Linked DNA regions of Homo sapiens: regions 2, 3 and 4 are each linked to region 1. Evidence: chromatin contacts called from ENCODE Hi-C or POLR2A ChIA-PET data. All regions are on one chromosome and are shown on one strand. Each heading gives the region's core, a stretch centred on a gene start or an enhancer-like site at or near the end of the contact. The rest is flanking DNA. Distances are from core to core; before and after follow the strand shown.

Region 1 (2,840 bases), core at 232-2,731:
GTGCAGTGACGCCATCTCTGCTCACTGCAAGCTCCGCCTCCCGGGTTCACGCCATTCTCCTGCCTCAGCCTCCAGAGTAGCTGGGACTACAGGCTCCCACCACCACGCCCAGCTGATTTTTTGTATTTTTAGTAGAGACGGGGTTTCACTGTGTTAGCCAGGATGGTCTCGATCTCCTGACCTCATGATCCGCCCGCCTCGACCTCCCAGAGTGCTGGGATTACAGGCATGAGCCACGGCACTCGGCCAACAAAAGAAAATTTTTGGAAGAAAGATGAGGAGTTAACAAGCCTGGAGAACTTAAGTGATTTCCCTAATTTCTTTCAGAATCTTGACAAACTTTTTCTCTTCCATACCTGAGTTCTTGGCATCTTACTTTTATTATAGCTTCACTAGGGACGTGATTGTACAAGGATGAGGCATGATCATGAATAAAACGAAGTTGGAACCCTAAGCCTAATAGTAATGAAAGGTTTCCTGTAAATGTCCGAACAAATGTACCGGGTCTGTGCAGGAATACACCAATGATGTTTCAATATACTTAAGGCATCAATACTACAGACACATACCCGTTTCCCTGCCTAAGATGTTCCACTGGTTTTCCATTTTTTACAAGAAACATGATCCATAAGGCTGTCCAAAAACCACTTAGCCCTACAAAATCTTCTACAACAGCACACAAAATATTCTGACGAAATACCAAAAGACATAGTTTCCTGTGTGTGTTCACCGGAGAACGGAGGAGAAAAGATCATTTCAAGTAAAGGATGCAGTGTTGACTGAGAGGTGTCGGAGGGTGTGACCTGCTCTCTGCGAAGTCTCCCCTGACCTCCCGGAAGAGTGAACACTCTCTCCACCAGAAAACCTCTGACCCATAGCTTTCTTATCTTACGGCGCTTATCTAACAATCTTAGATCTCTCATTTATGTAGGTGCCTTCTCTACTGAACTGGAATCATTTCTGAAATAAGAAACTCTTGTTAACAATGTGTCTGATACATGTTCATAATAATAGTTAAAACATGCATCAGGAATTCAGAATAATTCTGCTATTGCGAAGATTGTACTGAGCTACAAAAATAATTCCTTCCATTTGTAAAACATTCATTGCTTAAGAGGCACATTCACAAATCTTATATTTTACCATTAGATCTGTCAAGATATTTTTAACTTCAACTTCAGGTTAAGAAAAGTGTTAATAGACTAGATTAACTAATGTGATTAACTAATTAGATTAACTAGTTGAGAGTTTCATAAAAGTGAATTAACTTCTCTAGGCCTCAGCTTTTCTACTTATAAAACAAAAATATTTCATGTGAGTCTCTTTGAAGTCCCTCTAGCTCTATAGCAAGCAGCCAAATGGAAAAGTATAAGCAGCCAAAATTGCCATTGTTGTATTAATAAAATGAAATAAGGATCAGATAAACTCACAGAATGAGAACTGTCATCATCTGTAGGAGTTGTTGGCTCTTTCTGCAAATCCTACGGATGACAACAAGAACGAAAAACTGTTAGAGAGTTTAGAGAGGAAAGAGGAACCACGAAGAAGGACCAAGTAGTTGCAAAGGACACCAAAAATAAAAAATAAAATAAAATAAAAATTGAGAATGAATAAGCTTAATTTATACTGCCTAGGAATCTCTCTTTTATTTTATTTTATTTTATTTTATTTTTTCTGGAGACAGAGTTTCACCCTGTCACCCAGGCTGGAGTGTAGTGGCATGATCTCAGCTCACTGCAGTCTCTACCTCCCGGGTTCAAGCAATTCTCCTGCCTCAGCCTCCCAGGTAGCTGGGATTACAGGCATGCGCCACCACGCCCGGCTAATTTTTGTATTTTTACTAGAGACGGGGTTTTGCTGTGTTGGCCAGGCTGGTTTTGAACTCCTGACATCAAGTGATCCGTCCACCTCTGCCTCCCGAAGTGCTGGGATTACAGGCGTGAGCCACGGCACCAGGCCTAGGAATGCTTTTTCACAAAAAACACACAGGACACTTTTTTTTTTTTTTAATTATACTTTAAGTTCTACGGTACACGTGCGCAACGTGCAGGTTTGTTACATATGTATACATGTGCCATGTTGGTGTGTTGCACCCATTAACTCATCATTTACATTAGGTATATCTCCTAATGCCATCCCTCCCCCCTCCACCCAACCCACGACAGGCCCCAGTGTGTGATGTTCCCTGCCTGTGTCCAAGTGTTCTCATTGTTCAATTCCCACCTATGAGTGAGAACATGAGGTGTTTGGTTTTTTGTCCTTGTGATACTTTGCTGAGAATGATGGTTTCCAGCTTCAACCATGTCCCTACAAAGGACATGAACTCATCCTTTTTATTGCTGCATAGTATTCCATGGTGTATATGTGCCACATTTTCTTAATCCAGTCTATCATTGATGGACATTTGGGTTGGTTCCAAGTCTTTGCTATTGTGAATAGTGCCGCAATAAACATATGTGTGCATGTGTCTTTATAGCGGCATGATTTATAATCCTTTGGGTATACACCCAGCAATGGGATGGCTGGGTAAAATGGTATTTCTAGTTCTAGATCCTTGAGGAATTGCCACACTGTCTTCCACAATGGTTGAACTAGTTTACAGTCCCACCAACAGTGTAAAAGTGTTCCTGTTTCTCCACATCCTCTTCAGCACCTGTTGTTTCCTGACTTTTTAATGATTGCCATTCTAACTGGTGTGAGATGGTATCTCATTGTGGTTTTGATTTGCATTTCTCTGATGGCCAGTGATGATGAGCATTTTTTCATGTGTCTGTTGGCTGCATAAATGTCTTCTTTTGAGAAGTGTCTGTTCATATCCTTTGCCCACTTTTTGATGGGGT
Region 2 (2,840 bases), core at 135-2,634, 370 kb after region 1:
GGTGGAGAAATGAATTTTGGCATGAACTATGGATTTGAGAATCAACCAAAAAAGAATAATTTCCTTTCATTAATCCTCCTGTCAACCTAAGTAAAGATTTTTTTTTTATTTGTTTATTTTTTATTTTTTCGAGACAGAGTCTCGCTCTGTCGCCCAGGCTGGAGCGCAGTGGCGCGATCTTGGCTCACTGCAAGCTCTGCCGCCCGGCCTCTTGCCATTCTCCTGCCTCAGCCTCCCGAGTAGTTGGGACTACAGGTGCCCGCCACCACACCCGGCTAAATTTTATTTATTTTTTTTTAGTAGAGACAGGGTTTCACCGTGTTAGCCAGGATGGTCCTGATCTCCTGACCTGTGATCCGCCCGCCTCGGCCTCCCAAAGTGCTGGCATTACAGGCTTGAGCCGCGGTGCCCGGCCAAGATTATTTTTAAATGAGGAAACTAAAACAGACAGGGCCCAACTAGTAAGCATGCTAATTGAGTCCTGATGAGTACTAAGAGTGCTGGTTAAGACTGCGGATGGCAGAGCTGGGGCCTGTGGGTCTCTGAAGCCAGTTTCTCAGTCATTACCCTATTCTACCTGCATGCCTGAAGTAATATTTGTGCAGTGTCTAGTACAGCACCTAGAACATACTATTAATCACCCAACTAGTTGTTCCTTATAGTCTTTGGGACAAAGTAGCTCATCACATATCCAGGGCAGGCAGGATCCCCTGCACTGGAAGCACCTGCACGGAGGTAGGGCCCCGAATGGAAGTGTCACAAAGCAGGTGTCTGGAAAAGCAGAACAGGGGCTCCCACGCCAGGGGCCTATCTCCCATCTGTTTGCCCAGTACCTCTGCTATTGGCCTAGACACACTGAGTGCTTCCCAGCTGTTTACTGAATAAACTGAACAAAAGAACAAGACGGTGCAGAACAGGAGCAGAAGCAACATCCTGAAAATCTAAGGTGCTGTCATTATAGCAATTACAAACTAAAGTCACAAAACTTTCTTTTAAAGACAGTATTCATGCTCTGAGTGCATTATTCTGATGTATTCTCTTTCCCCACCACACCCCCACCACCCCCTCACTCTCAGCTTCGGGCCAAAGTTTGTGAACTCTAAATACTTCAACCAGATGTAATTCATTACTAAAATTGCGAAGTCCTCTTTCATTCTATTTTCATTCCACATTTGTCAGCAGGTCAGAGTGTGACATGCACAGCATTAAGTGCTCAAAGATTGTGACCGATGTTAGTCATTCTTCCCACTCGTCCAACAGGAGTGTTCTTAGAGGACGAGAGAAACCACAGGCCAGCAAGAGGCAATGGGAGAAGTCCATCACATGCTCTCTAAAGGTCCTGTTCCTGGGCCTGGTTACACATCAGACCTGTTGTTACGGTGTCTCTATGCCAAGGGTGTCATTTCCTGGCTGAGAGGAGAGGAGGAAGTAGATGACGCAGGTGTATTTTTCCAGGGAAAAGATGTATGGATGTGATTCATAAGTTCTTCCTTAACTTCCAGAAATGTTAAAAGCCTGTGGAGCATTTCACGCCCTTCTGATGGGAAACAGGTCACACTCCTCATTCATCCCACTTCAAGCATTCTTTCTCAAGGGCTCAAGACTTAGAAAGGCTGGCTGAAACTCAGCCAAAGAGATTCAGAATAATGATGGAGAACAAGGGCCGGGAGCGGTGGCTCACGCCTGTAATCCCAGCACTTTGGAAGGCTGAGGCGGGTGGATCACGAGGTCAGGAGATTGAGACCATCCTGGCTAACACGGTGAAACCCCGTCTCTACTAAAAACACAAAAAATTCTCCGGGCGTGGTGGCGGGCGCCTGTAGTCCCAGCTACTCCGGAGTCTGAGGCAGGAGAATGGCGTGAGCCTGGGAGCGGGAGCTTGCAGTGAGCCGAGATGCAACACTGCACTCCAGCCTGGGCGACAGAGCGAGACTCCGCCTCGGAAAAAAAAAAAAAATGATGGAGAACAAGAAATTTCACTTGGTTTTTCAGTTGGGTCACATGTGAACACAGAATTTTCCCAAATTCTCAAAATATTTTGTGTGGTATTAACACTCCTCAAAGAATGTGGATCCTGGACATCCCCTCAAAATTGTTTCATAGGCGGAATGCTAGTGAGAGGATTATCCATCCAGGGGCTTTGAAAAAATGGTGCAAAAGCCCTAAATACCCGGTTACATTTCAAATACAATCATAATTTGATATGTAGTATCAGATGTATTCATTTTAATAAATAGTAAACATTTATTAAAACGTAAAAACAATTTTAATCCCAGAAACGTATGTTAAACAAACAGTAAAAGAAAATGTTATAAAAAAAAATTAATGACTTTTCCACCTAAAAGCTATGGGAATTCCAAAGTTATACTTAATCCAATTGACATTTACTAAGAGAGTACACAGTAATTGGAAATCAGAGGTGAATAAGACGTAGTCATTGCCTCATGGAGCTCCAATCCTAGCTGTGCAAGGCAGGAAAATAAGCAAATTGGTGTAATACAAAACAAGGTATGCTTAGAGCAGCCAGCACCCCAGAAACAGCTCCTAATCTCATCTAGAGAGAATTAAGGGAAGCTTCTCTGAAGAATTATGCATAAGAGAATCCTGAAAGGTGAAGAGGGATTTTCCAGGTGGACATGGCAGAGGGATGATGATGGCAGACACCCTCATGGAACCCAAGACAATTTATGAGACTAGCATGAAGCATTTGTACTTATTAACAGTGCTCCTGCCGGATGCAGTGGCTCACACCTACAATCCCAGCACTTTGGGAGGCTGAGGCGGGCAGCTCACGAGGTCAGGAGTTTGAGACCAGCCTGGCCAACATGGTGAAACCCCGT
Region 3 (2,840 bases), core at 219-2,718, 270 kb before region 1:
ATCACTCCCTAAAAAGGTTTAAGAAAAGATAAAAAATGACACAAAAGATTTAGCTAACTGATTTTCACATTGGCATAATAAGAGGTCCATGAAATTGACCAACAGACCTTTTCCCTTTTCCTCCCCTCCCTTCTTTTCACCTTCCTTCCTTCCCTCCCTCCCTCCTTCCTTCCCTCCCTTCCCTCCCTCCCTCCCCCTTCCTTCCTTCCTTTCTTCCTTCCTTCCTTCCTTCCATCCTTCCCTCCCTCCCTTCCTTCGTTTCTTTCTTTTTTCTTTAATTCTAAGATTATACAGGATTGTGTAGGCTAAATAGAGCCCAGTCCTAACATCCAACTAGACCATGCCTCAGTCATCCTAATCCTAACAGAGGCTGCCCTGTGGTGTCTCTGTGATTGCTGCCCTAGGGCAGTCATACAGCAGCCAGGTATGGGAGTGAAAGTCTCCCCTTGAAAGCTAGCCTTCTGCCTTGAATCTATAACTGCTCAAATATCAGACTATATATTAATTAAGGGTAATATTTTCCCACAATTGTATCCCCAGTTAGGATTCTGTGAACATTCATTAGCTTATATGTTCCATGGTGAGAGACATCTCAAATGTATGACAGGTTTTATTCAACTGACCAGCTACCTCATTGAAGACAGGAACAAGTGATTGGTTCTCCTTTTCTTTGAATTCTCACCCTACTTACTCAGTCTCACATTATAGTTCTGACTCATCCTCAATAAACTTGCCATCTGATTGACAAATCACACTAAATTGTAGCACCGTCTCCCTCTTAAGCTTATATTCTAGAATAGAAGATACTAATGCAGACATTGACATTTATTAAAAAGGCAAAATGATGCATGTTGAAAATAATTTTCAGGAAGCTCAAAGCTAAATTTGATGCTCAGTTTCAGAAGCTATCTTTAGCCTATAAATTCTCTCTTGACCTAGCATAGCCCGTAATCACATTCATTTGCCCTTGCTTGAATAGTTTTAGCATATCTGTGTCTTTTATAAGCTGCCTCAAGTATTTTTGGAGAAAAGAAAGACTATAAATAACAAATGCAGTTTACCTCTAATAGAATACTGTAAGAGTTAAAATATCATAATTGCATTATTTACATGTAATGAATAAGGCACAGAACACATGTGGAAAAAAATAATGAATAAAGATGAAAGGTGGTTTTATAGCTCAAATCTATTTTGGGGAAACAGAGAGATGAGCAGCTTGATCATGTGAACTTAGAAAGGGCAGAACATCAAGGTTATCATCTTATCTGCTTGTGAAAATGATTGCACAATTTTTAGCAAGTGGTTCAGAGCAGGATCTATGTTCAATGACTCATCCAAGAGATGGCCCTTCCATTAACTCCCCAACTATAATACTAAGACATTCATTTAATTCTGACTCACATTGTTAAATGCCACACACTGAATCACCGATCCTACTACATAAAGCACCTGGCTCAAATGTCTCTATGAAATACTTATCCAGGCTGAAAATCTCCTCTTGGGCCTTGGAGACAGTAGTAACTGTGGTTACAGCTAGTTGCCTTGGAAGTCACATATGAGTTCAAGTTCATTGGCTCTCTGGATTCAAGATAAAGCCCAAATAGTCAATGGGTTTTATTTCTGCATGGTGCTTTATGATCCCACTTATACCTTTATTGTGTGCAATAAAAATTCTCAATAATCCCATTTCTGATAATTCTTGCTTTTAAAAATATTTCTCTTTTACTGTATGTTGTTTTCCTACTTGTGTTGTTTTCCACAGGAATGCTCTAAATATGGAAAAAAAATATGCTACAAGGGCCTTCAATTGAAATGCATTCTCTAACTGTCCAGATGTTCATTTCAATGCATGCATCATATAAATCTAAACTGATGAGAACGGTAATGGCCCAGCTCAGTCTGTTTTACTTGGTGAACTCTGAAACACAAATAATAAAAAATGAGCTTTTTAAAAAAAGTTATGAGTTTTACCAGCTCAAGAAAAGAAAACACCTTTTAAATTTTATTATTTTGATTTTGTGGACAATAAAGTTGAGTAGTCTTCTTACTATATAACAGACAAATATTACCTCTGTTTCAAAACCAGGTCCAAAAACTCCCTCTGTAATGAGGCTATGTTTGTAAAAAGACAAATAAAAATCCAAAGTAATCCCAGAACAAATATCAAAATATGACCGTAGTTTCTATTGCTTTTCTTTCTAAAGACTTTAAGAGATACTCTGTATCTTTACATTATCTTTTTACGCATCTCAAGTGTGGGCAGATGTGATTATTTGTATTTCTTCCACCTCTGAGAATTTACATGAAATTATACAAATGCCATATAATACAGCTTCATTTGCTATTTGATGTCCTTTGAGAGACTGGAAGAATACACTTCAAACAAGGCTCAGCATCGGTCCCTCATAGCACCCTTATTGTGGGGTTATCAAAAACAATCATTTCTTCTGATTAATAAATATGGCTAGGAATCCTCAGAGGTGGCTTCTATTTAATAGAAGGAAAGGGTGTCCCTGATGCTACATGATGTAGCTGGTCTTGCTGTAATTTCCACTCTGGGAGCCAGAGAGAGAGCAGCATCTATCTCCTCACTCTCACCCCTAGAGTGAGGCAACCTGAAAACCTGCAAATGTCCCTAGAGCAACCTTGCTCCTGGGCCTTCTGAACTCTATGCTGTCAATTGAGGTATAGTGCTGCATTGCTTATGTTTGACCCAGATCTTCCCCCAAAGTATAACATTTCCTGTAGGTGTGTTTGAATGAGGCTCTTAACCTTGCAAATGCAGCTGCTTAAATCATTTCCATAGCAACAGCCAGAGTTAACACCTACTCTGACCCACA
Region 4 (2,840 bases), core at 225-2,724, 260 kb after region 1:
GTGTTAGCCAGGATGGTCTCGATCTCATGACCTCGTGATCAGCCCTCCTCGGCCTCCCAAAGTGCTGGGATTACAGGCATGAGCCTCCACGCCCAGCAGCTAGACCTTTTTAGTAACCAGGAAAATAATACTAAATAAACAAATTACCATTTCATGTCCACTGAATTGGCAAGAATTTAAAAGTCTGACTATCTCAGATGTTGGAGAGAATGTGGAGCAATGAAAACTATGATCCACTGTTGGTGAGAGTGGGAACTGGCTCATTGATTTTGGAAAACGATTTAGCATTATGTAGTAAAGTTACAGATGCATATATCGCACTATCCAGCAATTCCACTTTCTATATCCTCTAGAAAGCCTTGCTTGTGAACAGCGGGAGACATCCACAAGAATGTTCCTGATAGTTTGGAAACAACCTGGCTGTCAGTGGTAAGGGGAGTAAATAGATAACTTGTGGTCTATTTATACAATTGAATACTCTGCATCAGAGAATCAACTACATGCATATGAATGAATCTCACAAATAAAATTCTGAACAAACAAGGCCAATCACAGAAGGCATAAAATAGTATACCTTTCATATAAAGTTCAAATACTTGTAAAACTAATACTATTTTGTTAGGGATTCATATATATAAGGAGTATATATGTGTATGTGTGTGTGTATCTCTGTCTACCTATATCTATATGTAGTAAAACTTATTGAAAAGGATGAGAATAATAAACACAAAAAGTCTGGACAGTTGTTATCTCTGAAGTGAAGGAGTGTGAGAAATAACTCATATGAGTGCCAAAGGCATTAGAAAAGTTTTCTTTCTTATACTAGGTGATAAAAACAGGGATATAAATTTTACTGTTATCATTTATACTTACTTCATATTTATTATTTTATATGTATGAAATATTTCATAATTTTTAGAAGCCAAAAGAGAAATATATATAAATTCTTATTATCGAATAACTTTTGCAGAAACTAAGTTTATTTGGATAAAGATTAAAAATGTGTAACACACACTATTTAGCACTCTTCGGGCAACATAAGGTGAAAGACGTGTTGACCCGGCATGGGTTTAGAGCATTCCTAACACAGCGCACATTCAGCATAGCTGTAAAATTGTTGCATCGATACTAATCACTGGTCTTACTGCTCTGTTTTGTGTTTAAGATTGAGCCTTTTAGAAACTGCCCCACCCAGAATGTTACACAGACTCTCCAAAACATGTTTTCCAAGTGCTCTGAGAGCTAAAGTTTATTTGGCATGTTGACAAATGATCCAATGAACATCAGGTCCAAAATATTCTGTGCTTTCTTTAAAAGACTCAGGTACAGGATTGCAGAAAGGGCACAGTTTTCTCCTTGGAATATGTTCGTATATGGATATTAAGGAGATGATCAAACAGAATCCTTTTTTATCTTTATTCCATGCCAAGTAGAGACCATAAAGTTTGGATCCTGGAATTTACTAAGGGCCAGTTAATGGGGCTCTGGCTGGCACCGTGTCTACTGTTCTCTCACTGCACCATTGCAGTGAGATCTTCATGCCTTCTTCTCTAGTAACACTCACCTCTGTTCCTATCACCAGCTGTTCCTGTCAACAGATCATTAGCAGCTATGTCAAGACCTTCTGACAATTGTCAGAGGGCCTGTATATATCTCACTCACTGATTGGCTCCATACGTATACTGGATAAAAGATAATTAATTCCCTTTTAGAGGAGACGATGAGCTCTTCTTTTCCTGATACATATTACTTCAAGGACTTCTTTTTTTAACTATTTGTGATATTCGTCTTTAAAATACAGTTACAAATATCTTATACACAGAATATAACTTTAATTGAATCTAAGAATGATCAGCACATCAGACTAACCTTGCTTATTTATCACTGCCATTTTATTTCTCATCTCAGAGCTGTGTAAGAGAGAGAACATACTCCAAACTACTGTGACAAATAACTAGAAACAAGATAAACAAGATAAACAACTAGTTTATTCTCATTTAAATGGCCTTTTTCCGGAGAATATTCAAAAGCCCTCATATAATCTTACCACTCATAGCAAACTGCTTTTTAAAACTCTCCCTCCGTTGTCAATTGTCATTTCTTACTGATGTCAGTGGATCTACGTCCTGTTACCACTTGCTCTACTCTACACATTTCCCTTGGGTGATTAAACTGATGCTATCTTCTGCAAAGCAAAATTCAAGGATTTTGTGACAGCTGTTACTGACCTACGGCTAGTGTTAGTTCAAATCTGAGATTGTGGCTGTATTTCTGGTAGTTAAGATGACTATCCCAAAGACTGGAAAGGGTGTGGAGCAATGGAAACTATGATTTATTTAGAGAAATGTAACCTCTAAATAAATGGGGTAGGCCAGGCATAGTGGCCCATGCCTATGATCCCAACACTTTAGGAGGCTGAGGCAGGAGGATTACTTGAGCCCAGGAATTCAAAAACAGCCTGGGCAACATAGCAAGACCCCATCTCTACGAAAAATTTTAAAATTAGCCAGGGGTGATCGCATGCACCTGTAGTCCCAGCTACTCAGGAGGTTGCAGCTACAGTGAGCTAGGGTTGCACCGCTGCACTCCAGGTTGGGCAGCAGAGTGAGACCTTGTCTCTAAAAATATAAATAAATGAATAAATAAAGTAAAACAAAGCCCTGTTCCAATAAAATTTCTGTGATAGTAGAACTTTGGTGGAAGTTTAAAGAATGATGCAGAATATTATATCTCATAATACAGAATATTCATGAAAGTTTCTATATGATAACTTTTTAATGGTATAATGCAAAGAAAAAATGACAAAAGCATAAAATCAGAACAGATGTATAGCATTAATT

What was found. Hi-C counts contacts between places; a loop is a spot of excess contacts on that map. ChIA-PET counts read pairs that join two places held with the same protein, here RNA polymerase II (POLR2A). Pooled maps may share reads with other maps.
Region 2: a map of MCF 10A shows a loop between it and region 1 (2.4-fold over the local background). The contact joins the enhancer-like site here to the promoter of FILNC1 in region 1. A Hi-C loop is called at or near these places in 1 of 168 maps with a recorded cell type or tissue (MCF 10A) and 2 of 50 pooled maps. POLR2A ChIA-PET finds 5 or more read pairs at or near these places in 1 of 52 experiments (AG04449).
Region 3: a map of MCF 10A shows a loop between it and region 1 (3-fold over the local background). The contact joins the enhancer-like site here to the promoter of FILNC1 in region 1. A Hi-C loop is called at or near these places in 6 of 168 maps with a recorded cell type or tissue (CD14-positive monocyte, IMR-90, MCF 10A and 3 more) and 4 of 50 pooled maps. POLR2A ChIA-PET finds 5 or more read pairs at or near these places in 6 of 52 experiments (AG04449, AG04450, BJ and 3 more).
Region 4: a loop to region 1 is called in a map of Right ventricle myocardium inferior, with 1.9 times the contacts of the local background. The contact joins the enhancer-like site here to the promoter of FILNC1 in region 1. A Hi-C loop is called at or near these places in 1 of 168 maps with a recorded cell type or tissue (Right ventricle myocardium inferior) and 5 of 50 pooled maps. POLR2A ChIA-PET finds 5 or more read pairs at or near these places in 1 of 52 experiments (A673).

Annotation. Positions count from the first base shown.
Region 1 is chr6:139,769,714-139,772,553 of GRCh38, reverse strand. It overlaps FILNC1 (FOXO induced long non-coding RNA 1), which reads right to left and starts at 1,481. Exons shown (of 3, transcript NR_038399.2): 1 at 1,431-1,481. RefSeq lists a silencer at 2,011-2,188.
Region 2 is chr6:139,401,647-139,404,486 of GRCh38, reverse strand. No RefSeq gene overlaps it. Among named protein-coding and RNA genes, the nearest start is that of CITED2, 28 kb to the right of the region's middle. Within about 2 kb of position 1,384, at least 2 of the 41 ENCODE cell types and tissues checked have a DNase peak (open chromatin) inside an H3K27ac peak, as active enhancers do.
Region 3 is chr6:140,042,064-140,044,903 of GRCh38, reverse strand. All of the region lies in intron 1 of LINC02941 (long intergenic non-protein coding RNA 2941), which reads right to left. All of the region lies in intron 2 of LOC107986652 (a long non-coding RNA gene), which reads left to right. Among named protein-coding and RNA genes, the nearest start is that of LINC02941, 67 kb to the right of the region's middle. Within about 2 kb of position 1,468, at least 8 of the 41 ENCODE cell types and tissues checked have a DNase peak (open chromatin) inside an H3K27ac peak, as active enhancers do; they include CD14-positive monocyte and PC-3, where a contact is called at or near this core.
Region 4 is chr6:139,508,946-139,511,785 of GRCh38, reverse strand. No RefSeq gene overlaps it. Among named protein-coding and RNA genes, the nearest start is that of LINC01625, 36 kb to the right of the region's middle. Within about 2 kb of position 1,474, at least 2 of the 41 ENCODE cell types and tissues checked have a DNase peak (open chromatin) inside an H3K27ac peak, as active enhancers do.